Linked DNA regions of Homo sapiens: region 2 is linked to region 1. Evidence: chromatin loops called from intact Hi-C (ENCODE). Cell type or tissue: gastrocnemius medialis. All regions are shown on one strand. Region 1 overlaps NTN1 (netrin 1). Region 2 overlaps NTN1 (netrin 1).

Evidence for each region. Peaks named below come from ENCODE experiments on the same cell type or tissue, not always from the same donor. Only the 100,000 strongest peaks of a DNase experiment are listed, where the experiment ranks them.
Region 2: a loop joins it to region 1, with 2.7 times the contacts of the local background. A loop is called at or near these places in 8 of 110 quality-filtered maps.

Annotation. Positions count from the first base shown.
Region 1 is chr17:9,112,368-9,120,367 of GRCh38, reverse strand. All of the region lies in intron 2 of NTN1 (netrin 1), which reads right to left. Among named protein-coding and RNA genes, the nearest start is that of NTN1, 95 kb to the right of the region's middle. In gastrocnemius medialis, a CTCF peak has its summit at 4,718; DNase peaks (open chromatin) are centred at 4,349 and 4,767; H3K4me3 peaks cover 1,001 bases; H3K27ac peaks cover 514 bases; H3K27me3 peaks cover 481 bases.
Region 2 is chr17:9,161,546-9,169,545 of GRCh38, reverse strand. NTN1 (netrin 1) reads right to left here. Exons shown (of 7, transcript NM_004822.3): 3 at 6,545-6,733. Among named protein-coding and RNA genes, the nearest start is that of NTN1, 140 kb to the right of the region's middle. In gastrocnemius medialis, no CTCF peak of the experiment used is centred here; no DNase peak of the experiment used is centred here; H3K27ac peaks cover 2,028 bases.

The DNA of each region.
Region 1 (8,000 bases):
TGGGTACTCTCCCTAATAGTAAGTTGCACAGCATTTCCCATGGGCAAGGCACTCCTTCCAGGCACTTTTTTTTTTTTTTTTTTGAGACGGAGTCTCGCTCTGTCACCCAGGCTGGAGTGCAGTGGCATGATCTCGGCTCACTGCAAGCTCTGCCTCCCGGGTTCATGCCATTCTCCTGCCTTAGCCTCCTGAGTAACTGGGACTACAGGCGCCCGCCACCATGCCCAGCTAATTTTTTTAAAAATATTTTTAATAGAGATGGGGTTTCACCATGTTAGCTAGGATGGTCTCGAACTCCTGACCTCGTGATCCACCCGCCTCGGTCTCCCAAAGTGCTGGGATTACAGGTGTGAGCCACCACGCCCGGCCAGATAAGCACTTCTAAGAACTAACTTGTCAATTAAAACTGGGCAAAACATCTGTATAGTTACATCTCAAAAGAACGTATACAAATAGCCAGGAAGCCTGTGAAAAGATGCTCAACATCATTAGCCATCAGGGAAATGCAAACCAAAACCACAATGAGCACCACATCACACTCAGTAGGACGGCTAAAATAAAAAAAGGCCAGGCCAGGCACAGCGGCTCATGCCTTTAATCCCAATACTTTAGGAGACCAGAGCAGAAAGATTGCTTGAGGCCAGGAGTTCGAGACCAGCCTGGGCAATATAGTGAGACTGTCTCTACAAAAAAATTTAAAACCTAGCCAGGTGTGGTGTAGCATGCTTATAGTCTGAACTACTTGAGAGGCTGAAGCAGGAGGATCATTTACGCCCAGGAGTTTGAGGCTGCAGTGAGCCATGACTGCACCACTGCACTCCAGTCTGGGTGACAGAGACCTTGTTTCTAATAAATAAATAAATAAATAAATAAATAAATAAGCCAGGCACGGTGGCTCACGCCTGTAATCCCAGCACTTTGGGAGGCCGAGGCAGGTGGATCACCTGAGGTCAGGAGTTCAAGACCAGCCTGGCCAACATGGTGAAACTCTGTCTCTACTTAAAATACAAAAATTAGCTGGGAGTGGTGGTGTGTGCCTGTAATCCCAGCTACTCAGGAGGCTGAGGCAGGAGAATTGCTTGAACCCGGGAGGCAGAGGTTGCAGTGAGCCGAGATCGCACCATTGCACTCCAGCCTGAGGAACAAGAGTGAGGCTTTGTCTGAAAAATAAATAAATAAATAAATAAATAATACATTTTTAAAAAGACAAATAATAACAAGTGTTGGCAAGGATGTGGAGAAACCAGAACCCGCATACATTGCTGGTGGGAACATAAGATGGTTACAGCCACTTTGAAAAACAGTCCAGCAGTTCCTCAGAAAGTTAAACAAAGTTATGTAGGACCTGGCTATTCCACTTCTAGGCATATACCCAAGAGAAATGAAAACACATGTCCACACACAAATACTCATAGCAAGTATTATTCTCAATGGCAAAGAAATGGAAACAACTAAAATGTCCCTTATCCAGTGAATGAATACACAAAATGCAATATATCTCTACAATGGAATATTACTCAGCAATGAAAAGGAATAAAGTACTGATACATGCTACAACCTTGAGACTGGATAGACCTAGAGAGTATTATGTCACGGGAAAGAAGCCACACATAAAAGGTCACATATTATATGATTTCATTTCTATGAAATGCCTAAAATAGGCAAATCCAGGCAGACCGAAAGTAGAGCGGTGGTTGTTCAGCACTGGAAAGGGGGTGGGTGGGAGGAAATGGGGACTGAGTGCTGATGGGTATGGGTTTTATTTTGGGGTCCTAAAATCTATTATGGTGATGGTTGTACAACTCTGAATATACTGAAAACCACTGAACCGGTTTTTGTTTCTGTTTTTGTTTTTTAGACAGAGTTTTGCCCTTGTTGTCCAGGCTGGAGTGCAATGGCGCCATCTCAGCTCACTGCAAACTCCTGGGTTCAAGTGATTCTCCTGCCTCAGCCTCCCGGATAGCTGGGACTACAGGTGCGCACCACCACGCCCGGTTAATTTTTTGTATTTTTAGTAGAGACAGGGTTTTACCATGGCCAGGCTGGTCTTGAACTCCTGACCTCAGTTGATCCACCCACCTCGGCCTCACAGAGTGCTGGGATTACAGGCGTGAGCCACCGCGCCCGGCCTGAACTGTATATTTTAAATGGGGGAATTATGAGGCATGTGGATTATATCTCAATAAAGCTGTTAAAAACACACACACTTAATCCTCACATTGCTTGGAGGTAGACACTGACATTATACCCCTTTTACAGGTGACGAAACTGAGGCACAGAGGGAGTCAGTAGCATGCCCAAGGTCACACATACCTGGAAAATGGGAGAGCCTGGATTTGAGGCCACGTGGCATGGCCCCATGAGCTACGCTCTTGAGCGTTTCTAGAAATTGCTTGCAGCCCTGAGATAGGGCACCTGTCCCTTTTCACTTCCAACATGAGGGGGACAAAAAGGTGGCAGATGGTACCTCTCAGCCCTTTCCAACAGGCAGAGACTCTTTTTCCTACTGTGGAATCTGTCCTCCACCCACCAGTTGGGTGGTGGAGGCAGGGGATGACACGCCGTGCACATGGAAGCTTGTTTTTTTTTTTTTTTTGGTTTTTTTGTTTGTTTGTTTGTTTTTTGAGATGGAGTCTTGCCCTGTCTCCCAGGCTGGAGTGCAATGGCACAATCTCACCTCACTGCAACCTCCGCCTCCCGAGTTCAAGTGATTCTCCTGCCTCAGCCTCCCAAGTAGCTGGGACTACAGGTGTGCACCACCACACCTGGCTAATTTTCGTATTTTTAGTAGAGACGGGGTTTCACCATATTGACCAGGCTGGTCTCGAACTCCTGACCTTGTGATCCACCCTCCTCGGCCTCCCAAACTACTGCGTGAGCCACCGCACCCGGCCCACATGAAAGCTTCTTGAGGTAATGCTTTACTTGGTCCAGGTGCAGACCCAGGGCCAGTGACACTGTGAACCACCTGTCCTCATGCTTCTGAGGAGCGCAAGCCCAACTACTGGTGTCATCAGCCATTCTGCAAGTTTCCGCCCCAGGCCGGGCCCTTCCCTGGGAAGCAGAGTGTCCTCTGCCATCCTCCCTCCAGTCTGTGGCCCCTGCCACCAGGCAGCTCCTTCCCCTGGCTGCCAATGCCAATCTGCTTTATGTCCTCTCTGCCTCCCTGCCCTGTCTCTCGGCTTTCTCTCTATTCACGCGCTGTTTCCTTAGACGCTGCATTTTTTCCTATAACATCATGTCTGATCCAGACTTTCCTAAAAGCACCCTTTCACGCCTCACAGCTTCCCCGGGTGTCGCTCCCAGAGGCTCCTCTCCCCGCCCAGTGGGGCCATCCCAGCCCTCTCCCACCCCCCTCATTCAGGGAGCCACAATGCACATTTTCATATCAAAAGCCACCCCTTGTACCTCGGCCACAAATCCTTCCTGAAAGCAGACAAGATATCCGACATCAACTGTTAATAGGATGTGCCCCATGCTTACAAATATTTCAATCCCATACTCGTCCTTTCATAGAGTGGAATATGCCTCCACCTTTCTCCTTCCTGTCTACCTTCTAAATAATACCTTTCTCATCACCTTTTCTGGAGAAGAGAAGAGGTATTTTCCCACAAGTTCTGTGAAAGGACAGTCAGTCCCCAAGCAACACAAACGCGCTCTGTACTGAGAGGCAATTGGAAGCTGACCTTCTGGGGCCTTCCTAGGTGACAATGAGAACGTGATGGATGGCAGTGTTTTCTGGGCCTGGTTTTCAAGCCGAGGCAGGCACCGTCTTCCGCAGCCCCACTATCTACAGAAAGCCCTGGGATTTTAAGCTTTGTCAGTGAAATAAGGGGAAATCAGAGAGATGTGGGGAGAGAAAGAGGGCAGGGAGAGGAGGGGGCCTCAGAAGGGTGCCCTCCACCATCGCAGCTGCCCCTCCCCGGGTCACAAAAACAAACAGCGAGTAGAGACTCTAGAAATCACCCAGCTCGACTTCTGGAGCAAAAGATGGGGAGGCTAAGGCCCAGGGATGAGAAAGACGTGGTGAAGGCCACACAGCAAGCTGGTGGGTGGGTGGGTGGGTGGCTCAAAACTCTGTGGCTGCTTCCTGACCCTCCCGGGGGCTCTGCCTACCCCACCATGCCGCCTGCCCATGCCAAGAGGCACCTGTTCTGCCACCCCCGTGGAATGTTCTGCAGAGCCACTCGCCTCTGTGGACAAGGGTCTAGCTGGCCCACAGCCGCTCCTCCAGGAACAGCAGAGCCCTGGCTAGGACCAAGAGGCAATGTGTTCGGTTAACCAAGCAAGATGACGACACCCACAGGCGGCTTTCTGGGGCTCTAAGAAGCTGCCACAATCTGCCCCCGGAGAAACAAATGCAGAGAGGTTGAAAGAAAGGGCCACCCAGCCTGCCCCTGGGGCCTCCGCCCCTTCGGCTCATGTTTGTTTTGTTTATGGGAGGAAAATTCTCCGACTGTTCATAGAGGGAGAAACACGAAATCCCTTCCTCCACGGCCTCGGAGACGGCGAGTACACGGCTGCTGCCGCCTCGCCAGCCCTCCTCCACCGCGCACGGCCGGCCAAGACCAGCAAGCCCCATCCAAGGCTGCCCCGGCGCCTCCAGAGACTCCGCCACGGCCCATCCGTTCGTTTGTCTCTGGGGGCTGCGGCCCCGGGAAATGTCAGAGCCGTTTGTCCCCGCCCCGGGGGGGAAGGATGAGTCAGGGCACAGACCTCGGCTCTTGCCTGCCCTCTGCTTTCCTTCTGAGGCCTCTGAGTGTGTTTGTGAAGCTGGTTTTTAAATTAACTCCAGTGCACACAGTGGGAGGGTTTAGAGCATTTATCAAATCCCTCTCCAGATTTCAGCCGGGATCTGTCCAGCTCCAGGAACGTCACGTGGATGAGGACACTGGTCCAGCCAGGAGCCCGGCTTTCTCTTCCCGACAATGAGCTCTGAGAAGGAAAGCCTTTAACTGGTGAGCAGGAGACCCCCGGGAGACCCTGGGGAACACATGCAAGGCTGACGCCAGCATTGTGGGTCTTTGGTGAACACCTCAAAACCACCTCCATTGCCTATTTGCTCACCCCAAAGAGTTGAACATCCTTGAACTCAAAAGTCTCTCTCAAAGGCTTGAACTTACTGAATCGGTATTAAGGTGCTGTCTGGCCCACCCAAATGAATGAGCTCAAGTTCATTAGTTTTTCATTCACCCACTTACACAGTCCTTTCTCTCAAGGAGCTGAGGCAGAAGGAGAGGGGAGCTGTCACAGAACTGACGAACAGGAGTTTGCACAGAGCAGAATTTTCTACTGCACCCCCGGCCTGGCGCCCCAGCATCCTGCCCCATCTTCCAAGCCTACCACTCATCCACCCAAGAAAAATGCAGGTAGCATCTTCTCTCACAGAAGCCTCCCACCATGTCAGGTTCTAGAAATACAGACTGCCCTTGGGTGGTTCACAATCCAAAGACAGACATGAACAGACAGATGGGAACAGCAGTTTCATAAACTCTGCAGGTCAGTAGAAACCAGGAGCTATGAGAGAAAAGAGGAAGAAGTGCTGCCCAACAGTTTATACTGGTAACATCTTTCATCCCACTTTTATTTATTTATTTATGGTTATTATTTTTTTGAGACACAGTCTCGCTCTGTTGCCTAGGCTGGAGTGCAGCGGCACAATCTCGGCTCGCTGCAACCTCCTCTTCCCGGGTTCAAGCGATTCTCCGTGCCTTAGCCTCCCAAGTAGCTGGGATTACAGGCACCCGCCACCACACCCAGCTAATGTTTGTATTTTTAGTAGAGACAGGGTTTCACTATGTTGGCCAGGCTGGTCTCGAACTCCTGACCTCAGGAGATCTGCCTGCCTCGGCCTCCCAAAGTGTGGGATTACAGGTGTGAGCCACAGTGCCCGGCCTCCATGTTTATCTTTTTTTTTTTTAACTCAAGTAAAACATCAATATATTTTTTTGCAAAAAATTCAAACACTACAGAAATAGATGCATTTTGTAATTAAAAGTAACTTTTATATACCTTATACACCCTAAATATGTTAATAGAATCATGCAAAGCTTTTTCTAAGTAAGCATATGCACATTTTTTAAAAGTATCAGACCCGTCATACTTACACTTGAATCTTCCTTTTTTTTCCCTTACTCCTTTTAAGTCAATAAATAATACACAATATCTGAATAGCTGAATCATATATATATATATATATATTTTTTTTTTTTTTCTTTTTTTTTGGCACCCAGGCTAGAGTGCAGTGGCGTGATCTCAGCTCACTGCAACCTCCGCCTCCCAGGTTCAAGCAATTCTCCTGCCTCAGCCTCCCGAGTAGCTGGGATTACAGGCACACACCACCATGCCCGGCTAATTTTTGTATTTTCAGTAGAGATGGGTTTCACTATGTTGGCCAGGCTGGTCTCAAACTCCTGACCTCAAGTGATCCGCCCACCTCGGCCTCCCAAAATGCTGGGATTACAGGCGTGAGCCACCGCGCCTGGCCTGAATCATATATATTTAATTTTATGTCTACATTAGAGTTTATTTAGCTCATCTCCCATCGTTGGACATCTTTTTTTGCTGTTATAAACAACATTGCAGTGAACATCCTTGAACAAAATCTGCCTCTTACTCTGTACCATATGGATTTTGATTCTGCAGTTGGCTTTTTCCTATACTCTCTCCCTATATGACATCTCTATTTCCATCTCATTCTGCTGCCTTCTAGTCTCGGACTGTCCTCTCCTGAGCAAAGTCTGCTTGGATTGCACAAAGAAAGTGTCTTCCTGCAATAAGAGGGTGCCAATCTCCTGACATGTTCTCCCGGAGCTTGCTGTATAATCATTTTCAGAAGCGGGCTCCTTCAGATACAGTTGATGCTCATTAGCTGTGGTATTCACATTCTATCAAGCTGCCATGAATAGTCAGCAAATAATGAACCATTGCTCCCAGGGAAAATACAGGGTTAAGTTCCTGTGAGCCTTTAGTCACAACATTTTCGCAAACTGGTCAGTATGTACCCTTTTTTTATATGTATTTCTGCTTTAAAAATACCGTATACAGGCCCAGTGCGGTGGCTCATGCCTGTAATCCCAGCATTTTGGGAGGCTGAGGTGGGTGGATCACGAGGTCAGGAGTTCAAGACCAGCCTGGCCAAGATAGTGAAACCCCATCTCTATTAAAAATACAAAAATTAGCCAGGCGTGGTGGCGGGCACCTGTAATCCCAGCTACTCGGGAGGCTGAGGCAGGAGAATCACTTGAACCTGAGAGGCAGAGGTTGCAGTGAACCAAGATTGTGCCACTACACTCCAGCCTGGGCGACAGAGTGAGACTCTGTCTCAAAAAAATAAAAATAAAAAAAATTCTGTATACAAAACGTATCATTGATTCACCAGCACTGAACTTACAGCCAAAAGCAATACAACTTCTTACCTGAACGAATCGTATCTAACACATTTTCTCCATAAAGCAAATCACAGTCTTCTTGAGCTTGGGGATGCTAGACAGCACTTTAGTACTGTGGAAGGGGGTGGGGTGCATTTTTTTTTTTTTTTTTTTGAGACGGAGTCTCGCTGTCACCCAGGCTGGAGTGCAGTGGCGCGATCTCGGCTCACTGCAGGCTCCACCCCGCAGCGTTCACACCATTCTCCTGCCTCAGCCTCCCGAGTAGCTGGGACTACAGGCGCCTGCCACCACGCCCGGCTAATTTTTTGTATTTTTAGTAAAGACGGGGTTTCACCATGTTAGCCAGGATGGTCTCGATCTCCTGACCTCGTGATCCGCCTGCCTCGGCCTCCCAAAGTGCTGGGATTACAGGCATGAGGGGTGGGGTGCATTTTAAACAGCAAAATCACCAAAAAAGAAGCATCAAAATGTGAAAATCGTGGCACCGAGCAGACAACGAAAAGACACTTGTTTACAGTATGAGAGCTGAAATAATCTCGCTGGGAACATGCACACCAGGTAACTCAAATTTTTCACCTCTCTGTGCCCATCATGAATGACCATGAAAGG
Region 2 (8,000 bases), 49 kb before region 1:
GAGTGGTCCTGAGAGATCAGAGAACTCACATCCAGGGAGGTGAAAACATGGATGGGCCAAGGGTGTCCAGGGAATGAGCACAGCTGGGCCAGGGAGACCCCGTTTGGCACAGTGCGCCACATGGGTCGAGTCACAAGATCAGGGACTCTTTTCATCTGTAAAGACTGCAGTCAAACCACCTCCACCTAATTTCCTGGCTCTACCAGCTTTTCTGAGTCACCAGATCACAAACTTCACTGCTACAAAGAATTGTCCTATTGTATCAAGTTCTCCTAAGAGGTTGACTACTTAAGAAGCATGTGGAATGTGGAATGTCAAAGCTGGAAGGGATTCAGAGGCCAGCAGCCTGACCATAATCCCACAGATGAGGAGACTGAGGTCTAGAGAGGTCACCAGACTTATCTGATACCCTGTAGACTGAACATGGAGCCAAATACGTAGGTAAGGTTTGTGATGCTCATGTCTCCCAAGGGAAAAGATGCATCCACACAGATCACAGTTGGAGTGAAACTCTTCCACTGGGAATTCTCTCTCCCAAATGCAGTATCTAAGGTGTCAGTTTCTCCCAGTAGGTACTAACCTTACCTGGCCATAATGAAGCCCACTCCTTGCCTTGGGGTCTCTGTCCTCAAAGCTGGAGCCGCTCCAGCCACTAAGTACCTTCCTGCCTCAGATGACCAACCCTTTTCCCTGCACCCCCCACAAAAAAACATGAAAGTATAAATACAGGTAATGGAAATGTGACAGGGGACCCACATATTCAAAGGGTGCCCGAGGCTTTTATAGGGTGGGTGGACAATGCCTTAGAGTCAGGAAGACCAAGAAGGGTGGGGGCCCAGGAACTTTGCTTTGCTGTGAATAAATCCACAAATGATCAGATCTAAACACACATATTCACACACACACGTGCAAGCACTATCTATCTGGCACTGATGACTGTCTGATCTTGTGCCTTAATCAGGCTACACTAGCTAAGCTCCCAGCCTTGCCCAGTAAGATTTTTTTTTTTTTTTGAGACGGCGTTTCACTCTCGTTGCCCAGGCTGGAGTGCAATGGCGCAATCTCGGCTCACTGCAACCTCTGCCTCCTGGGTTCAAGCAATTCTCCTGCCTCAGCCTCCCAAGTAGCTGGGATTACAGGCATGCGCCACTGCGCCCGGCTAATTTTGTATTTTTAGTAGAGACAGGGTTTCTCCATGTTGGTCAGGCTAGTCTCAAACTCCTGACCTCAGGTAATCCGCCCGCCGTGGCCTCCCAAAGTGTTGGGATTACAGGCATGAGCCACCGTGCCCGGCCAGGATTTTTAAATTTAAAAAATTTAAATGCCCAACCTCCCAGTTATCATCAAGATAATCATAAAAAACATTTAAATTCATTGATGATCAATCTATCTCCTCAAAACAATAAACCTGGGGTCTAGGCTGCCTACAAGTCTTCCCTTAATGCCACCAAGAGCAACTCACCATCCTCATTTCTTATTCTCTGTGGTTCTCAGTGTTGGTTACACATTAGAATCTCCAGGGGAGCTTTTCCAATTCCAAATGCCCAGATCGCATCTGGACCCATTAATTAAACCAGAATTTCTGGGGGTGGGATCCAGGCGGCAGTATTTTCAAATCTCCCCAAGTGGTTCCAATGTGCAGCCAAGGGTGAGACTCACAGCATAAGTTACAGACAAATAATGCTGATGACGCCATACAGTGAAGGTGGAGAATCACGAATGAGAAAGTCATGGGGAGTCCCCTGCACACAGTGACCCAAGGAAACAGAGGGGGCAAGACTGTGGTGTTCATTTCCTCCCCATCCAGCAACTCTTGGCTGAGCTGCTGAAAGAAATAAGGGGTGGACGGAAGTAGCAAGAACGTCCTAGCAAAGATGTGAGGACGATTGCATGCTTTTGCCCTGGCTAATTATTGCATCTTCTTGCTTGGGACTCAAGCACCTTCCTAGCCTTCATTCAACCACACGAACTGTGGGCTTGAAAGGGGGAAAGACAATGAGAGAAGGAAACAGGCAGCTCAGTGAGATGGAAATGCAAGCCCTTTGTATGGGGATGCTGGATGCAGTGGTTAATTTCTTAATTCTCATCACAATTCGGTTCACGGGAGACTCCTGGAATGTCTTTATCCATCACAGATGGTTTGGGAAAATGATAAATTAATATTGTTATCAATGGGGGCAGGGCCGAAATGGTTAAATAGCAACGTCGTCTTTGGTCGTCTTTGCCCGCTCTAAAGAGAAAGAGCCCCCAAAGTCCACAAAGAAGACAAATGGTAAACAAAACCTCCTGTCTTTTGACAGACTCCAAGACGAGTATCATTCACAGACCATTCAGCGGAGAAAAGGGAGAAATTTATCTCATCTGCCTTTGTATAGGACAACAGCTTGCACCATAACGAGGCCGTCCCAGTGCTGTGAAATCGCACTGAATAGCTGGAGAGTGCAGCCGCCTGTTCCCCGGGTATGTTTATTACAGTCCTTTGTACGCACCAACCCTGCCAGCTCTGGTTTGCTTCTAAACCAGGGGAGGGGAGAAAGAACCCAACAAATTTGTTGCTACGAAACTTCCCAAATGGGGCAACTACATAGTAATGTTTGGAATCTGATGCCCTTACTCCAGGCTGTTCTTGTCTGGGTCCACCCCTCCTCTACACTGGACAAGGTCCAGAGTCAGCCAATCACCAGCAGCATATGGGTGGCCTCGGCCCCCTGCCCAGGCCCTGTAAAGTCTGGGGTAAAGAGGCCCCAGAGGCCGTTCCCAAGCCAATTTGGGAGTCAAGAACCCCTGCCCTTTGTCCCTGTTCCCCTGTGAAATTCATCTGAAACAAAGCAAAGAAGTGCAGCTCTCACCTGAAGGCCTATGATAGGGCTTCCAGAAGTCATTCTCAAAAGATGGGGCCTAACTGGCCAAGCACGGTGGCTCATACCTGTAATCCCAGCACTTTGGGAGGCTGAGGTGGACAGATCACCTGAAGTCAGGAGTTCGAGACCAGCCTGGCCAACATGATGAAACCCCATATCTACTAAAAATACAAAAATTAGCTGGTTGTGGTGGCTTGCACCTATAATCCCAGCTACTCTGGAGGCTGAGGCAGGAGAATCGCTTGAACCTGGGAGGCAGAGGTTGCAGTGAGCCGAGATTGCACCACTGCACTCCAGCCTGGACAACAGAGTGAGACTCCATCTCAAAAAAAAAAAAAAAAAAAGCCAGAGCCTGGGGGCAGCACCACATCTACAAAATTTCAGAAGCCTCTGAGAGCAAACTGTCAAATATCAAACCTCGCAAGGAACCATTTCCTTGAACCATCTGGCCCTGGGAATACAAGGCAGGAGGTGCTGGTGGTGGTGGTGGTGGTGGTGGTGGTGGTGGTGGTGGTGGTGGTGGTGGTGGTGGTGGAAGGGGGTTGACCAGGAGACCCCTGTTTGAAGATCTCAAGGGTACACATCCCGCCAGCATCTGAACTTCTCCTAACGATGGTTCCTACCAAGATCTCAGGGTCTCTTTTTGGTGGGAAGTGTCCTATATCCCATAAGAGCATGATACCAGGAAAGGAAAGAGCTGAGGGGAAAGATCTGGACTTTCCAGAGATGTCTTTCTTCACCAATCAGATGGCTGGACTTCTTGGGTCAAATTTTTGCTCACCAATCAGAGAGTAGATATTTTCTTGCCAATCATGAAGCAGAGATCTCTGGGCAATGCTTTTTCTCACCAATCAGAAAGCAGAAACCTCAAAGCCCTGTCTTTCCTCACCAATCAGGTGGCAAATATTTTTAAGTGTAGTCTTCTGTCACCAATCAGGTGACAAGTTCCTTGAAGCACTGTCTTTCTTCACCAATCTGATGGCAGTTTCCTTGAAACACTGTCATTCCTCCCCAGTCAACAGGCACTAAGAGTCCCACCCTTTCCTGCCACATTTCTTCAGTAGAATTTGCCTGTGTCTTTCTGAGTAGAATCCATCCTTAGGTTTTCCCGTCCTGTGAGTTATTCTCCCAGGGTTCCCACCAAGGCCGGGGCAGCTGCTGTCCATGGCTGGGAAGGAAAACACAGCCACCTAGGCTGGCCACAATGTTGTAACTCGTAAAACAAGAACACATCCTCATTTATTTGCATCTGGCCCTCCTACAAACCAGTAAAGGAAGGTGGGCAATATCATGCCATTCAGCCAGAGTGGCAGACCCCTGGAGAATGGCCTGCGGGTTCCCGGGACCCTGTGGCTTCCTGACGTCTCTCACTCTGAGTGGTGAGAGGCTGCAAATGGCTCTTGTCCCTGTCCACAGCAACAGGGTGTAGGTGGAGGTGACCAGGGCCCTGCCCCTTCTTGCCTCTCTGGGAAACATACATTTCTAATTGGACAGCAGAAACTGGCATGACAGGAAGTGACCAGTGCCCTTTCTCACCCAGACCTTCTCACTCTCAGGCACAGGACTGCCCACCTGAGTGGCCGCTGTTGGGTAAAATTTCTTGGCTGAACTCCCAAGAAATCTATGTGCAAGCCAGCTGTTTACAAGACCCCTGGCCTCCATTTCTTCTGTAAAAGAGAGACAACAAACACTCTGGGCACAGGCAAAGGAGCTGGATACCTTCCAACTATGTTCTCTGGAAGCCCAAAGCCATCTCTCCCGGGGCTTGTCCTGGTCACACCTTTCTGGCATTGCAGATGTTTCTCGGGTCCCTTTGCCTGGGCCACCTTCCCATTCATTCTCTGCTCAGTCTTCTGGGGGATTCTCACCTGAAACCGTGATTTTTTAAAAAATGTGGAAACAGCCCAGCTACCTTTCTGTTCATGTTTCTCTTGGCAACCACCAGAGGCAGCCGTAAGTCCGCAGACACAGAAGGACACCTTGCTTGACCGAGGGAGCCATTCTACTTATGCCTGTGCATTTGGAATCAAAGGGATTTCTCCTGGAAGAGACAGATTGGGAACCTGTTTATTTTGAGAAAAGTGTTCCACATAAGCAGGGCTGGGTTGGATTCATGGGCCCCGTGCTCAGAAGGGCACCAGCTTGGTTGAAACTCTGCTGTCCTTGTTTCAAAATTCTTAATATCTCTGGAATAAGAAGCCCCCTACTTTGTTACTTTCTTTTTTTTTTCCCCCAAGATGTTCTTTCTTTTTTTTTTTTCGAGACAGTGTTTCGCTCTGTCACCCAGGCTGGAGTGCGGTGGCGCGATCTTGGCTCACTGCAACCTCCGCCTCCCAGGCTCAAGCTATTCTCCTGCCTCAGCCTCCCAAGTAGCTGGGATTACAGGCAACCGCCACCACACCCAGTTAATTTTGCTATTTTTAGTGGAGATGGGGTTTCACCATGTTAGGCAGGCTGGTCTTGAAGTCCTGACCTAGGGTGATCCGCCCGTCTTGGCCTCCCAAAGTGCTGGAAGCCCCCTATTTTCATTTTGCACTGGGCCCTGCAAATTATGCAGTCAGTCCTGCACACAAGTGCCCAACATCTGGTGGACTTCCTGTTAAGAAGATGATACTTTTGCTTCATCCACACGCTGAGCAGTGGCCACAGAAGGGTTTCTCTCCTGCAGGACGCCACCTGGGCCTGTCTGCCGTGGCTTGGGACCCTGGTGTGTTCGGGTCTACACAAGTCCAGGTCAGGACCCCACCCATGCCGAGGTGTTGCCCATGAGCCCTCAGAGGTAAATATCTTCTTGGGAAGCCATGTTCATGGCAGGCCCTGACCTTAGGCCACAAGTTTTGCAGCAGGAAAGCCCTGGTTCCTGGAATTCCCAAAAGATTTTGTGGGGTGGGGGGGGCCCCGCTTCTCACCCTCCAGCATCACTGAATTCTCTGGCATTTCATCAACTTCTCTGAATCATCTGACCATTGCTTCATTTTTGTTGGTACGAGAAAAACAAACAGCAGAAAGTTAAAACATTAGTGCTTGCTTCAGTGGACGAAAATAGTCTCCCGTCTCCTTTTAATTTTTTTTTTTGTCCTGAGAAGTAAAGCTATTTGCAGATGGATTAAATGTTCCTTCTGAGACCCTGCCCCTGAAACTGCCGACTCCGCTGTGACTGTACGTGTGTGTGTGTGTGTGTGTGTGTGTGTGTGTGTGTGTGTGTGTTTCGGGGGGGAGTGAGGGGCGGTGCGCACATATCCAAAGAAGTGAGTCTGCGTGCATTTGGTGAAAGAGAGTCCTTTGTCCCAACGGTAAGCCTGGCGAACATGACTCGCAGCCCTCTGGTATGCAGCACACCTGTGCAGAGGAGAAGCCCAGGAGGGGGAGGGGAGGGAGAGGTGTTGGCGGCCGCAGCCCTGCACCCTTGTAGGGGATCCCACCTTCTCCTTTCTTCTCCTTTGAGCCATGTCTCCATCACCCCTTTGTTTTGGCTTACACCTCCAAATACCAGGGAGGCGTGTGTGTGTGTGTGTGTGTGTGTGTGTGTGTGTGTGTCACAGAGAGAGAAAGAGAGAGAGATGACCTCAGACAACGCCAATTTGTACAGACTGGAAGAAAATAGAAAAGGAAGCGAGGAGGGAGCGGGAGGACTGATGTTCCCCGGGTCTCCCCAGCCCCCCGCCCCGCCACGTGTAGCCCACCTTTGCAGGCCTTCCGGTGGGTGATGGGCTTGCCCATGTCGCGGTAGTAGCCCTCCTTGCAGTAATGGCAGTGGCGGCCGGCGGTGTTGTGGCGACAGTTGAGGCAGACACCTCCGCTCTTGCGCCCCGAAAGCTTGTAGAGCTCCATGTTGAAGCGGCAGCGCCGGGCATGCAGGTTGCAGTTACAGGCTGCAGGGGGAGACAGAGAGAGGTGTCAGCCGCAGGGGCGCGGGGAGGACAGGCACCCAAGAGCGTCAAAAGAAACCCCACCCCTCAACTCCTCCCTTCTCCACTAGCAGAGCCAGGCAGGCAGACTTGTGCTCCAGGAGCTCCTCCTCGGCTCCTCCTGTTTGTACCCGTAAGCATTTATTGGGCACGTAACAATACATGGCTAAGGTTCTCCCAAAATTCTTATGTTGAAGCCGTGACCCCCAGTACCTCAGAATGTGACCATATTTGGAGACAGAGTCTTAAAACAAGGCCCTCAGAGTGGGCCCTATGCCAGTATGACTGTGTCGTTGTAGGAAGAGGAGATGAGGACACAGAGAGACGCAGGGACGCATGTGCACGGAGGAGAGATCCCGTGAGGACGTTGCCAGAGGGCGGCCATCTGCAAGCCACGCAGAAGGGCCTCCAGAGCAACCAACCCTGCCAACACCTTGATCTTGGACTTCCAGGCTGCAGAACTGTGAGAAGTAAACGTCTAGCGTTTCAGCCCCCAGCCCGTGGCACTTTGTTGTAGCAGCTGAGCAAACTACTGAGGCCCCTGCTGCCAGCCTGGCCTCCCCTTCTCCCCCTCCCCCTCGTCCACCGAGGACTCTGGGGCCTGCACACCATCGTTCTTCCCACCTCAACCTGTCCAGCTTCCGGAGGCTGCCCAGCCCTGCTCTGGGGAGAGGACCCCCACATTGTCAGCTATGGCTCTGCTCCACCTGTTCCCTCCCCATGAGCATTGCTCAGGACTCAGCTCCCTTTCCCTGCCCACCTCCACACCCTCCCCATCTGTCTCCTTCACCACTCATCATCTCTGTGCTCCCAACTCCCAAATCAGTATTTCCAGCTTCAGGTCTGGGGTCTCCACTTGAACCCAGAGTCACCTGCCCGACATCATTCACTCCTTACCATCCTGCCCTCAGGTTCCCTGTGGCTTGAGCTGAGTCCCACAGGCTCCCCTCAGCATGATCAGCAGAAGCACAATTTCTTTTTGTTTGTTTGTTGTTTTTGAGACGGGAGTCTTTCTCTGTCGCCCAGGCTGGAGTGCAGTGGCCTGATCTCGGCTCACTGCAACCTCCGCCTCCCGGGTTCAAGCGATTCTCTTGCCTCACCCTCCTAAGTAGCTGGGATTACAGGTGCACACCACCACGCCAGGCTAATTTTTGTCTTTTTAGTAGAGATGGGGTTTCACCATGTTGGTCAGGCTGGTCTTGAACTCCTGACCTTGTGACCTTCCCACCTC